Regions from separate parts of the Homo sapiens genome. Here region 1 is linked to region 2. Evidence: read pairs that join two places in POLR2A ChIA-PET (ENCODE). Cell type or tissue: PC-9. All regions are shown on one strand.

The links. Peaks named below come from ENCODE experiments on the same cell type or tissue, not always from the same donor. Only the 100,000 strongest peaks of a DNase experiment are listed, where the experiment ranks them.
Region 1: POLR2A ChIA-PET joins it to region 2 with 7 read pairs; 3 of 35 experiments call an interaction of 5 or more read pairs at or near these places.

What each region holds. Positions count from the first base shown.
Region 1 is chr19:40,783,521-40,786,020 of GRCh38, reverse strand. RAB4B (RAB4B, member RAS oncogene family) reads right to left here. Exons shown (of 8, transcript NM_016154.5): 4 at 2,181-2,243; 5 at 1,946-2,100. MIA-RAB4B (MIA-RAB4B readthrough (NMD candidate)) reads right to left here. Exons shown (of 10, transcript NR_037775.1): 6 at 2,181-2,243; 7 at 1,946-2,100. It overlaps RAB4B-EGLN2 (RAB4B-EGLN2 readthrough (NMD candidate)), which reads right to left. Exons shown (of 12, transcript NR_037791.1): 4 at 2,181-2,243; 5 at 1,946-2,100. Among named protein-coding and RNA genes, the nearest start is that of RAB4B, 6.5 kb to the right of the region's middle. In PC-9, no CTCF peak of the experiment used is centred here; no DNase peak of the experiment used is centred here.
Region 2 is chr19:41,248,988-41,251,487 of GRCh38, reverse strand. All of the region lies in intron 14 of AXL (AXL receptor tyrosine kinase), which reads right to left. Among named protein-coding and RNA genes, the nearest start is that of HNRNPUL1, 14 kb to the left of the region's middle. In PC-9, no CTCF peak of the experiment used is centred here; a DNase peak (open chromatin) is centred at 1,537.

The DNA of each region.
Region 1 (2,500 bases), 470 kb after region 2:
CTGCCTGCCCTATCCCAGCCCTGACCCCTCTGCCTGTGTTCTCCATCCCACCCCGATCCCTCTGCCTGCCCCCCCAGTACTGGCCCTGACCCTCTGGGGCTCTCCCCTGCTGGCTCTGACCCCTGTCTCCCGGTGCTTCACCATCAAGCCCTGACCTTCCTGAGGTGTCACTGTCTGGAAGTGGGTCTGTCCTTCCACCCTCACCCACTGAACTGTGAGCTCCATGAAGGTTGGGCCTAGGGCTGTCTCCAACACTGTGTCTCTAGCACCATCTAGGACAGGAACAGGCCAACCAGAGTCTACCCATCAGCAGCATGACAAGGCCCCACAGTCAGAAAATCAGAGCTGAATTCACACCCACACCTCTCTGATGGCAAAACCTCCTTTAAACCTGGAGGTTGCAAAACAGGGGAACACAGGCAGATCTCAAGCCACCAGATGTGGGTGGTTTGGCCAACACAATGTTTTCAAATGAGTTTATACTTGCAAACCTTTTTTGTTTTTTTCTTTGAGACAAAGTCTCTCTCTGTCCCCCAGGCTGGAGTGCAGTGGTGTGATTGCAGATCACTGCAGCCTCGAACTTCTGGGCACAAGTGATCCTCCTGCCTCAACCTCCTGAGTACCCCAGACCACAGGCACATACCACCACACCCAGGCTTTTTTTTTTTTTTTTTTTTTGTAGAGGCAGGGTCTCACTCTGTTACACAGGCTGGTCTAAAACTCCTGATCTCAAGTGATGCTCCTACCTTGGCCTCCCAAAATGCTGGGATTACAGGTGTGAGCCATTGTGGTTGGCCCTTGCAAACCTTTTGGTGTGGGTTGTCAGTATGCTGCACTCCCCTTAACACCAGTACCTGTTACTCAAGGATCTACCCCATCCCATCTCCTGTATTCAAAAATGTGCCTTTCACCGGGCGCAGTGTCTCACGCCTGTAATCCCAGTACTTTGGGAGGCCGAGGCAGTCGGATCACAAGGTCAGGAGTTCGAGATCAGCCTGGCCAATATGGTGAAACCCCGTCTCTACTAAAAATATAAAAATTAGCCAGGCGTTGTGGCGCACACCTGTAGTCCCAGCTACTCGGGAGGCTGAGGCAGAAGTTGCAGTGAGCCGAGATTGCGCCACTATACTCCAGCCTGGGCAACAGAACAAGACTCCGTCTCAGAAAAAAAAAAAAAAAAGTGCCTTTCACCTAGGGCCATCTAGGGTTGCAATCTCTACATTAAACCAATACCCAGGAAGGTGCGGTAGGAGGAAAAAATAAATAAAATAATTAATTTAAAAAACCAATACCCTGTGCGGCCTCCTGACGGTAGGCGAAACCTTAGCGGCCAACATTAATCTAGCACCCACTCTGTGGCGGGTGCTAAGGACTTTCCACAATCTCCCTTAATCATCACAGCACACTGTGGGGCAGAAACACTGTGATCCCACTTTCCAGATGAAGAAACTGAGAACCAGTGTAATCACATAGCTCACTGATGGCAACACTTAGTTTTGTTGTTGTTTTGTTGTTGTTGTTGTTTTTGGAGACAGTGTCTTGCTCTGTCTCCCAGACTGGAGTACAATGGCGTGATCACAGCTCACTGCAGTCTTAAACTCTCAGGCTCAGGTGATCCTCCTGCCTCAGCCTCCACTGTAGCTGGGACTACAGCCATGAGCCACCACACCCAGCTAATTTTTTAAATTTTTTATAGAGATAGGATCTCACTGTGTTGTCCAGGCTGGTCTCAAACTCCTGGGCTCAAGCAGTCCTCCCACCTTGGCCTCCCAAACTGCTGGGATTACAGGTGTGAGCCACTACACCCAGCCAACACTCAAATTTGAACCCAGACTTCTGAACCTCCACGTTCCCCTGCTGGGTACAGCCACTGAGAGCCAGTAAACCCATGGTCCCTGTGGACTGTCCACCCCCACCACCACCTGGTCCACGACACAGCCCTCACCATTCTCCTGGGCAAAGCGGGAGGCCTCCAGGAAAGTGACCTCCCGCTCAGGGTCCAGGTCCTTCTTGTTGCCACAGAGGATGACCACGATGTTGGGGCTGGCCAGGGTGCGGGCATCCGTCAGCCAGGCAGCCAGTGAGTTGTATGTCTCCCGGCTGTGGAGAAGGGAGAAGGGAGGGAGGCAGTGCAGGAGAGGAACCACCCATGCCCTACCCCACCCACCCCGGGCACCCACCTGGTGATGTCGTACACCAGCAGGGCTCCAGCCGCCCCTCGGTAATAACTCCGCGTCACTGACCTGTGGGGCCAGGGGGACCCAGTCACCCCCAAGGCTGGGGTCTGCCCCGAGAATGCCCCCCTCTACAGAGACAGACTGGTGGTTCGGAGGCCCCCCCCTTCACTGCTGGCCCATCCCCCAAAACCTGGCCTTGGTCGGGTCACCATGCAATTCCTCTCTCTTCTTGCATCCTTGAAGTCCCTCTCTCTTCGCCTCTCTCAGCTTCTATCTCACTTAGCTGGCCAGCTGTCTCTATTTATGAATCTCCATTTTTGTCT
Region 2 (2,500 bases):
CCAGTTCAAGAGATTCTCGTACCTCAGCCTCCCGAGTAGCTGGGATTACAGGCATGCACCACCATGCCCAGCTAATTTTTGTATTTTTAGTAGAAACGGGGTTTCACCATGTTGGCCAGGCTGGTCTCAAACTCCCCACCTCAAGTGATCTGCCTGCCTTGGCCTCCCAAAGTGCTAGGATTTCAAGTGTGAGCCACCATGCCCAGCCAATTTTTTGAGAGGGAGTCTTGCTATGTTGTCCAGGCTGGTCTCAAACTCCCAGCCTCAAGTGATCCTCCCACCTCGGCCTCCCAAAGCACTGGGATTACAGGCATGAGCCACTGTCCCTGGCCTATCTCTATTTTAAAGATGAAGAAAGCAAGGCACAAAAAGGTTAGGAGTCTGCCTAAGGGAACACACAGCTTGGAGGTGGAAGAGGCAGATCTCAAACCCGGGCAGTCTGGCTCCAGGGTCCACCTGCTCACAACTGCCCAGGCTGCTTCCCAGCACTTCCCTACCTGCCCTGGGGACCCAAACAAGTATCATCCCATTTAACAGTTCAGGACACTGTGGCTCACAGAGGCAAAATGACTTGCCCAAGGTTGCACGGCTGAGATTCAGACCCAGGCCAAGACTATAACCAGTGGGAGGCTGAGTGGGGAGGATCGCTTGAGCCTCAGAGGTTGAGACTACAGTGAGCTGTGATCCTGCCACTGCTCTCCAGCATGGGCAACGAGCAAGACTCTGTCTCAAAAAACAAAAAACGTAGGCTGGGTGTGGTGGCTCACACCTGTAATCCCAGCACTTTGGGATGCCGAGGCAGGTGGATCATGAGGTCAAGAGATAGAGACCATCCTGGCCAACATGGTGAAACCCCGTCTCTACTAAAAACACAAAAATTAGCTGGGCGTGGTGGCGCACACCTGTAGTCCCAGTTACTCAGGAGGCTGAGGCAGAAGAATCGCTTGAACCTGGGAGGCAGAGGTAGTAGTTAGCTGAGGTCATGCCACTGCACTCCAGCCTGGACAGCAGAGTGAGACTCCTCCTCAAAACAAAACAAAACAGAGCAAAACAAACAAAATAACCTGGTACACAGGAGGTGCTCCATAATGAACGAATGAGTGGGTAATGACTTCATAGCCCAAGCTTTTAAGCCCTGTAATTCAGAAAGGATCATTCTCTATTCACCACCAGCCCCAATCTGAATGCCCTATGCTTCTCCTTCCCTGTGTGTGAAGAACTTAGCCCTGGACTTCCTGTGCTGTGTAACCCTGAAATGGCTCCTGCCCTCTCTGATAATGGAAATAATATAGTCCTACTCCACATTAACAAGCATGTCCTACTTGCCACCCTCAGCATGAAGTGCTTTGCCTCAAAACAGCTTTGGAAGGTGGGGACATTAGGGTCCTTTTTTCCAGATGACAGGTGGGAGGCTCAGAGAGGGAAAGTCATTTGCCTGAGATCGCATAGCTGGTAAATGATTCAGCCAGGTATGCCTCATTCTAGAGCTTCTCCTGCTCCACTATGTATCACAGTGGGCCGGCCCCTGAAAACTACATTTCCCAGGCTCCCTTTCCTAGTGGTTTCCTCTTGGGATTTGCCAATGGGAGGTAGGCCCTTATGGGAGACTGGCAGGTAGCGGGGAGAAAGGGAGAAGCCAGGGTATTTCACCCTCTCTCTGCTTCTGGTATTCCCTTGGTGGTGGTTGTGTCGCCCATGTGTGCGTGTGTGTGTTTTAATTTTTTTTTTTTTTCAGACGGAGTCTTGCTCTGTCGCCCAGGCTGGAGGGCAGTGGCACGATCTCGGCTCACTGCAATCTCCGCCTGTGAGGTTCAAGCGATTCTCCTGCCTCAGCCTCCCGAGTAGCTGGGATTACAGGTGCCTGCCACCACGCCTGGCTAATTTTTGTATTTTTAGTAGAGGTGGGGTTTCGCTATGCAGATCAGGCCAGTCTCGAACTCCTGACCTCATGTGATCCACCCGCCTTGGCCTCCCAAAGTGCTGGGATTACAGACGTGAGCCACCACGCCCAGCCATGTGTGTTTTATTTTTTTAAGACAAAGTCTCACTCTGTCACCCAGATTGGAGTGCAGTGGCATGATCATAGCTGACTGCAACCTCTGCCGCACAGACTCAAGTGATTCTCCCACCTCAGTGTCCCAAGTAGCTGGGACTACAGGCGTGTGCCACCATGCCCAGCTAATTTTTTGTTACTATTATTATTTTTTTTTTCATAGACATGTGGTTTCACCATATTGCCTAGGCTGGTCTCAAACTCCTGGACTCAAGCGATCTGCTGCCTCGGCCTCCCAAAGTGCTATTCTGGGTTTTTAGCTCCCACAGAGCAGCCTCTAACTCTGTGATACCAGCTCCTGCCTGGTGTCCCTAGCTGTGGATTCTGGTAACACCACTTGCTCCCTCTACCCTTCAGGCCTAGCGGGGGAAGTGACTTCCTGCTGCTGCTCATCTCTGGTTTCCCTCCCTGCCCCCAGTTGTTCCTTCAACCCGTCTCCCACCTTTG